Regions from separate parts of the Homo sapiens genome. Here region 2 is linked to region 1. Evidence: chromatin loops called from intact Hi-C (ENCODE). Cell type or tissue: Calu3. All regions are shown on one strand.

What was found. Peaks named below come from ENCODE experiments on the same cell type or tissue, not always from the same donor. Only the 100,000 strongest peaks of a DNase experiment are listed, where the experiment ranks them.
Region 2: a loop joins it to region 1, with 3 times the contacts of the local background. A loop is called at or near these places in 5 of 110 quality-filtered maps.

What each region holds. Positions count from the first base shown.
Region 1 is chr16:53,753,754-53,757,753 of GRCh38, reverse strand. All of the region lies in intron 1 of FTO (FTO alpha-ketoglutarate dependent dioxygenase), which reads right to left. All of the region lies in intron 1 of LOC124903691 (a long non-coding RNA gene), which reads left to right. Among named protein-coding and RNA genes, the nearest start is that of FTO, 52 kb to the right of the region's middle. In Calu3, no CTCF peak of the experiment used is centred here; a DNase peak (open chromatin) is centred at 2,073.
Region 2 is chr16:53,548,244-53,552,243 of GRCh38, reverse strand. LOC105371269 (a long non-coding RNA gene) reads left to right here. Exons shown (of 8, transcript XR_933588.4): 4 at 3,647-3,820; 5 at 3,922-3,978. Among named protein-coding and RNA genes, the nearest start is that of AKTIP, 47 kb to the right of the region's middle. In Calu3, a CTCF peak has its summit at 2,097; a DNase peak (open chromatin) is centred at 2,113.

The DNA of each region.
Region 1 (4,000 bases):
GAATTCCCATAGGGACAGAAAATTACCAAAAATACCTTTCCTCCACCAAATCAGGTAAATCATAACGCTTTAGAGGTGTAAAGATGGACATAGTTCTGAAATCATAGACTTATAAAAGCCCCAGTGGCTCTTTTCTTAGATAATATACTTGGGCATTTTATATATGCACATATTATATATATAAATATAGGTATTATGTATTCATATATACACACATATTATATATAAATATAGGTATTATGTATTCATATATACACACATATTATATACAGTATGTATTCATATATGAATATATTCAGATATTTATGTGGATGACATGGCCAAGCTTAGCAAACACAGCAAGGAAATCCCTACCAGTTTCTAAAGACAGTTTAGACATGTTCAAATGATTGTTAAAACACAAAATGATCAGCCATAAATATGTTCAGTGATGTTCAAGAGATCTCTTGTACAACATGGTGACTACAGTTAATAACAATGTATTATATACTTGAAAATTGCTAAGAAAGTAGATTTTAAGTGTTCTCACCACAAAAAAGTATGTGAGATAATGCATATGTTAATTAGGTTGATCTAGCCATTCTACAATGTATACATGTCAAAATATCATAGTATATACCATAAATACATAAAATTTTTGTCGTATTTTTAAAAATATTTTTTTAAAAAGGTCCAGTGGCAACATTTTTTAAACTGGTTGAAAACACAGACTTCACTCAGTTTCAGATTTAAAAGTCATCACCGTGACTCCTGGCTATACACCTATTAGCTAAAAACAACAACGCTACAAAACTTGCTTTCAGATTAACAGGCCTGTCATTTATCCTTTAAATGTTTATCTCCTTTGGTCACAATTTTATTGTAGTTAAACAGCAACTAGTGTGTGACCAAAAGCATTCAAATGCTCTGAGTACACAAAGAGTGCACTGTTCTTTTTCCAGCTGAATGGACTTCTACTCATGTGAACAAAAGACAAGATCCTGCTATTCTTCAAATTAAAAGGCAAGAAACAGCAAGGAAAAACACTGCACAGAAAACCTCTCTCTTAGTTTACTATATAAATGCTAATGAGAACAGTGAACCAAACAGCTGCTTTTCTCTTTCAAAAGTTTTGAAAATCATGAAAAATAATTACGCATCTCTGCAACTCTTTTAAAAGGGTTGTGTTAAGAATCTTTTGTAACCCACTATAGCTATTGTAGTACATGTTATCTAATACACATAATGTTAGAGAAAAGATGACAACATGCAAACTTTATGGCCGGAAACCAAAGAGTCAGGCAAAATATAAACACTCTGATGCAAGGGGCCCAAAAGCACTGAATAGAGACTTGACATTTGAAATCTGAAATTTTAAAAAGCTTCCTATGGCCTTAACAAAGCAGGTGAAATCGAATCCCTAGGGCCTCTAATAATCTAAGAAAAGAAGCTGTTGCTGCCACCAACACTGGAAGGGAGTGAGAGCTCCCTGACCTATTACAGAAGGCCATGAAGACCAGTCCTCGTTATCATTTTCCTAAATGTGTTATTTTCCTTTCTAGCCTTCTTGTTAATCTCCCTCTCATATATCTCTCTTACTGAGATCTCTCTCATGTCTTTAGTTTTTAAATAAATTACTGCATGATCTTTTTGTAGGTTGTTTTAATTTAGAGGAGTTGAAAGAAGGGGAAAGGAACCTGTTTAAGTTTTGATATTAATACTTAGGAAGGGAAAAGGCAATCCAAGGGTTTGGCGTTTTCATCTTCTGCAAGTGTAGAAACAGTGTATTATCTAAGTTTAGATTTGCCTACAAGTGACAAAAAATCCAAAATAACAGTGGCTTAACCAGGCTGGGACAGTGGTTCTCCTGAAGTTCTCAGAGGCCCGGCCCCTTTTAGCCCATAAGGCTTGGGCTTCACCTTCAAGATCCAAGTCCAGCATGTACATTCCAGGCAGCGGGACAGAAGCAAGGGCCTAAGAAGCAAAGGGCAAAGGGCATACACCAGCTTTCTCTTAAAGAAACACCTCAGAGACTCCCATAGTACACCTTCTCTCAGTCACATGGCCACACCCCGTTGCAGGGGAGGCTGGGGAAATGCAATCTGCATTTTGGGCAGCAGTCCAGCCTGAAAAGTCCATGACTCAAAGAAGCAAGAAGGGATCTGTGCAGTCTCTACCACAAGGAGACTTCCAAGTTTTACGAAACTAGAAATGATTGATGATTTCATTCAAACAAATGGTCTTCAAAATAAGAAACTTCCAAGTGCTCCAAACTGAAGAGCCACCGAAATATATGGACTTGACAACAGAGTGTTTGAAGTACTCCCTGTAATCCCTCAAGTACACCTCAATGGACGGGATCAGACAGCTGAATATCCTCATGTTCTTTCTCCCTCAGGAGGGAGAGTCCTAGGCCTCTGACTCCCACAGACCTGGAGCATCTCCTCTGGGTCATGTCAACCGTCCAAGCTCTCCAGCCCTGCAGCCCAATCGCCTCCCATCATTAAGAAAGAGAGGCCTTTCACATCCAAGGGGCAAATCTCACATAAATGACATTTGGCTGGTGCCCAAAGGTGACAGGGATGAGAGCGGGATAAATAAAGAATAATGTGGAAGCCAGTTGGGGCAGCCTTTCATTACAGCCCTTTCAAGAGCTATTAATCTTGGTCATAGTCAGTCAGCTAAACATAATTACTTCTTCTAACACATGTTTTACACACAACTAGCAATGGTAACAGGTCAGCCCTTTTCCCTAGGAAACATGTGGCTTCTGGCTTGCCTATAGCGATGAGAAATGGTGTTTGTACAGTTGTCCTAGCACTGTCTGTCTTCTCTAATACCGTTATCAAAAGGAAGAATCACTATCAGCATATTGTCATACGATCTGTTAAGTTGCTACAGAAGTACCTGGAAGAACATGTAAAGACTATCAGAAATAATCTAAAAAAAGATTTGTTACTTCTTGGATAATCATGAAAGTAAATAAAATTTTAAATACCTCAGCGTCATCTCTTTCCAAAGTACTTCGTTGTTGAGGTATTTTCATGGAGTGTTGTTTGGTGCATTGTGTATCATGCCTTTCCTAACTCACCATTAATTTTCCCTTAAATTCAAGGTATCATGGAGCTTTTTTTTTTGAGACGAAGTCTCGCTCTGTCATCCAGGCTGGAGTGCAGTGGTGCGATCTCAGCTCACTGCAACTGCCACCTTCCGGGTTCAAGTGATTCTCCTGACTCAGCCTCCCGAATAGCTGGGATTATAGGCATCCGCCACCGTGCCCGGCCAATTTTTGCATTTTTAGTAGAGATGGGGTTTCGCCAGGTTGGCCAGACTGATCTTGAACTCCTAAGCTCAAGTAATCCACCCACCTTAGCCTCCCAAAGTGCTGGGATTACAGGCGTGAGCCACCGCGCCCAGCCTGGAGCTTTTACTTCAGTTCAGTTTATGGAAAAAGTTCTGGACCTGGAATTCTAAATTCCAAATTCAGCTCTGTAATTAAGTAGCTTTGTAATCTTGAAGAAGCCAATAAACTCTCTGGGCCTCAGTGTGCTTCAGCTGTGCTATAGGACGGCCTGACTCAAAAATGCCATACCATTCATGACAGCTTTAACAGTACAAATGGATGGGTTTACATCATTTAATAAGAAGCCATCTAAATTTACAAAATTTGTAAATAGGGCCTAGCTAAAAGAGGGATCATAAAAGGGCTAACTGTGGGGCTTCTATAAGTCATGAACACCTCCAAACCCCGTTCTCTAACGATACAGGCAAGATATAAAAATTAAATGGAGACGTCAATTGTATAAAGCAAAGTGCCATCTAATGCAAATGAAAAAGTGCAGTGGGAGCTGCCTCTGGCTGTGGGTCAGAAGGTAGAAAACGCAGCACCCCTGAGCAGCCAGTTCTCCTGCAGCTAGAAAGAAAGCGTGGAAATCCTAGCTTCATGTGATAGGACAAAGCTTCAGATGTGGGGAGAAGGGAAGCAGCTTCTACAATCCCACACTTCCCAGCTGAGGAAATG
Region 2 (4,000 bases), 210 kb after region 1:
TCAACACTTTGCCCTGCCACATGCTTGGGCAGGGCCGGCCCTGGCAACTAGAGAAACCTCTCTGGCAGACAGACCTGGGTGCTGGCAGCTGATGTCAAGCCAGCCAGCAAGGAGAAATCACAGCCCCAGGGCCATGGGGGCTGGTGGGACCTCCTGCCTCTACTACAAGGCCTGACTCTGTGTCCCTGAGTCCCTCTGTGCCAGCATGGGAGATGGAAACTCTGTGAAGCTAAGGCCTTTTTTACCCAGACCCATCCGGTAGCTGGGTTGCCTCGAGACTCTGTTCACCTCTCCAAGCCCTACCCAGGAAGCAAGACTCCAGAGCTTGCTACTCAGATCCAACAAAGTTGTCTGGGAATCAGTGGTTTCCCAACCCAGTGCCCCCAGGTTTAGGTCTGTGGGGCATGTACAGGGCACCTTCTCCAGGACCCAGCAGCATCTGCACTCCTATCCTCTTCAACTCACCCTCTGCCCTCCTCCTAGCCAGCCCAAGGATGTGAAGACATCCTCTTTCTTTTCTTTTCTCTTCCTTTTCTTTTCTTTCTTTTTTTTTTTTTTTTTTTTTTTTGAGATAGGGTCTCACTCTGTTGCCTCGGCTAGAGCGCACTGGTGTGATCTCAGCTCACTACAACCTCTGCCTCCCGGGTTCAAGCAATTCTCCAGTCTCAGCCTCCCCAGTAACTGGGATTACAGGTGTACGGCACCATGCCCAGTTAATTTTTGTATTTTTAGTAGAGACAGGGTTTCACCATGTTGGCCAGGCTGGTCTTGAACTCCTGACCTCAAGCGATCTGCCTGCCTCGGCCTCCCAAAGTGCTGGAATTATAGGCGTGAGCCACTGCACCAGGCCCGACATCCTCTTTCAAGGCACACAGTCACCTAAAGCTATATGGAGTCACTTTGGCAGCTCCAAGGCCAGGGAAGAGAAGACTTTGTCCATGGTATAAATTCCTTGCTCCCTTCTCTTGTAACAGTGAGCCTCGCAAGAATGCGCTGAGTGAACGGGAAAGACTGCAGTGCAGAAGGACATATGGGGAAACCTTCAAATCGTCATTTCATCACCCAGATGTGCACCCAAGTAATCAGAATCCAAGGCGAATCTAGAATGCCATCAAGTGCCATCACAAAGTCCTTCCATAGGAGAGAGAAAGAAATTCCCACCGGAGGCAAGCAAAGAGGGCTGCTTGAAGGAGGCAGGGGCATGTAACCTGGCCTCGGGAGATGAGTAAAATCTCAGCTGGTGGAGGAGGAATGGGACCCGAGGCATGAAGCATCAGGGTAGCTTGGGTCGGCCTCATCTCCCCAGCCTGGGATTGGGGAAGGCAGAAGGGAGATCTATACCCTAGAACCTCAACCAAGGAGGTTGGACTTCCCCAGAATGAGGGCAGGGAGGAAGCTGTGGAATATTTTGGAGGAAGGAGTGACACGATGAGATGCCGCAGGCCAGTGGGGAGTCATGCAGAGACACATGTAGAAACGGCCTTTGTCTCAAGACTCTGGCTACAGGGCTGTGTGTGTGGAGGAGGGGGGAAGAGAAGAGGGAGGAGACGGGGAAGAAAGAAGTGAGGGAGGTTGGGGTGGTGCAGAAAGAGGAGAGATGGAGCAGGAAGGGGGAGAAAGAACAGATGTGGGGAGACAGTGGAGTTTGCGCCCGCCCAGCTCGCAGAGGCCCCCGTTTGTGGGTGTGAAAACCCATCCTGAACTTCTCTGGCCCAGGAAGTCTGGAGAGCCCCAGGCGCCTTGCTTGTGAGTGGCTTTTGTGAAAAGAAGGCAAGAGAATGGGAGGAAAAGTTGGATTCAGGTCTGATTTTTCTAAACAAAGTCACCAGCTGAGGCAGGACTGACAGCCCCGGGATGCCCTCAAGCAGAGAAATTGTCAGAGAAGAAGGTGAGAGGAGGTGATAATTGCTGGGAGAATGAAAGCTGAAGCCACCCCAGCGAGTCTCTTGGCTTCTCCAAGCCCAGTCAGCGTCAGAGAAAATAGAGGTCTGAGTTTTCTGGTTGTTCACACTCAGAAACTAAAGCCAGAAAAGTTCCAAACATCTGGCTTTTACAGCACAAAACCCCCAACGCACGTGCTGGGATCGTATTTAGTAATGTTATGGCTCCATCTACAGCCGGAGGAAGGATCATCACTGCTAGATTTCGCCGTGAGCAAGAATCCGGCCTTTGAGCTGCGCAGACTCATTGCAATTAACGCTAATAAAGCTCGTTCCTGTATCTGTGCTGTTTATTCAACACAGACTTGGAACCACACTGGAAGTTATTTATTTCAGACTGTGTCTACAACAGCAGCTGTTCAGAATATACTAGCATCCTTTTAGCCAAAATTGGTTTGGAATTTCTATTTTAAACCACTGTTTGTTATGAATTGAGTTAAATGTCTTTTTTTTTTTTAACACATTTTCCCTATTTTAACAATGGAAAAAATAAAAGCCCTTAAAATACTAAGATTGCATTTTCTTTCATTCATTCAACAGCTAATTAGCACCTACTGCGTGTCTGGCTCTGTGTTAAGTGCAATAATTAAGTCAGATCTGAATGCATCCTATTATTTACTCATCAGAGGGTATTTTTGCTACTTGTCCTTTATGTCTGGAACATTTCCACAGGAATAGTGAGAGAGGAAGAACCGAGACAACCTGTGAATATAGTGTTTGGGACAAGTTAGAAACACAAGGAACATAGAATCTTTTCATGACAAAGTGGAAGCTGGAAGTCAGTCCCATAAAGGCCAGTAAGATTTTTATCCTGTTCTATTATTTTTTTCCTACTCAGAAGTGGAATTAGTTTTTTCCTACTTAAAAAGTTACCAGCTGAAGTCAGGTGCGGTAATCCCAGCATTTTCGGGGATCGAGGTGGGCAGATTGCTTGCACCCAGTAGTTCAAGACCTTCCTGGGCAACATCGGGAGAGCCCCATCTCTACAAAAATACAAAAATTAGCCATGTGTGGTGGCGCACACCTGTAGTCCCAACTACTTGGGAGGCTGAGGTGGGCGGATCGCTTGAGCCTGGGAGGTTGAGGCTGCAGTGAGCCAAGATCACACCACTGCACCAACAGCCTGGGTGCAGTGGCTCATGCCTGTAATCCCAACACTTTGGGAGGTTTGGGTGGGAGGATCCCTTTAGCCCAGGAGTTTGAGATCAGCCCAGGCAACATAGTAAGACCCTGTCTCTACCAAAAAATATTTTTAAATAGCTGGGTGTGATGGCACATGCCTGTAGTCCCAGCTATTTGGGAGGCTGAGGCGGAAGGATTGCTTGAGCCCAGGAGTTCAAGATTGTAGTGAGCTATGATCACACCACTGCACTCCAGCCTGGGCAACAGAGCAAGACCCTGTCGCTGAAAATAAATAAATAATATTTGCTTTGTGCAGAAAATTTGGAAAACAAGACAAAAAGGAATTTAAAAATCTCAGTTATAATCCTATCAACCAAAGATGACCACTGTTAACTTTACATGGTACTATAATTTTCATTAACCCATAGGAGAGGAACTTTCTTTCATGTCACTGCATATTCCTCTATATGATTTTGAATGGCTACAGAGTATTCTTTCATATGAGCATACCATAATTTACTTATGCCACACATGATTACTGACTTTTAACAATGATAAGGTTTGTACTGATGACATTTCTTAAGATACACTCTTAGCTCTGGAACTTCTGGATCAAAGAGGGCATGTACCTTCAAGGCCTCTGAGACATATATCAAGTTGCCATCCAGGGTCAACCTCCTAGAATTTAACATCGCATCTGAAACCAAAATCTAACTTCAGGAGCCCAGAGCATTCACAGTTCCAGAAAGAGTGTGATGGTAAGTGGTGATCCTTGGTGTTCGGGAAGCTTTGCAGGGCATCCCAGCTGGAGGTAGTCAAAGTTATCAGAATGGTTTTTGATAAATTCTTTACCTTGTAGATGATTTAGACTGGAGTGCCTCCAGGAAAGCAGGAAGCAAGACATGTTTTTAACCTGGTAAGTATTTAGTCAATAGAGC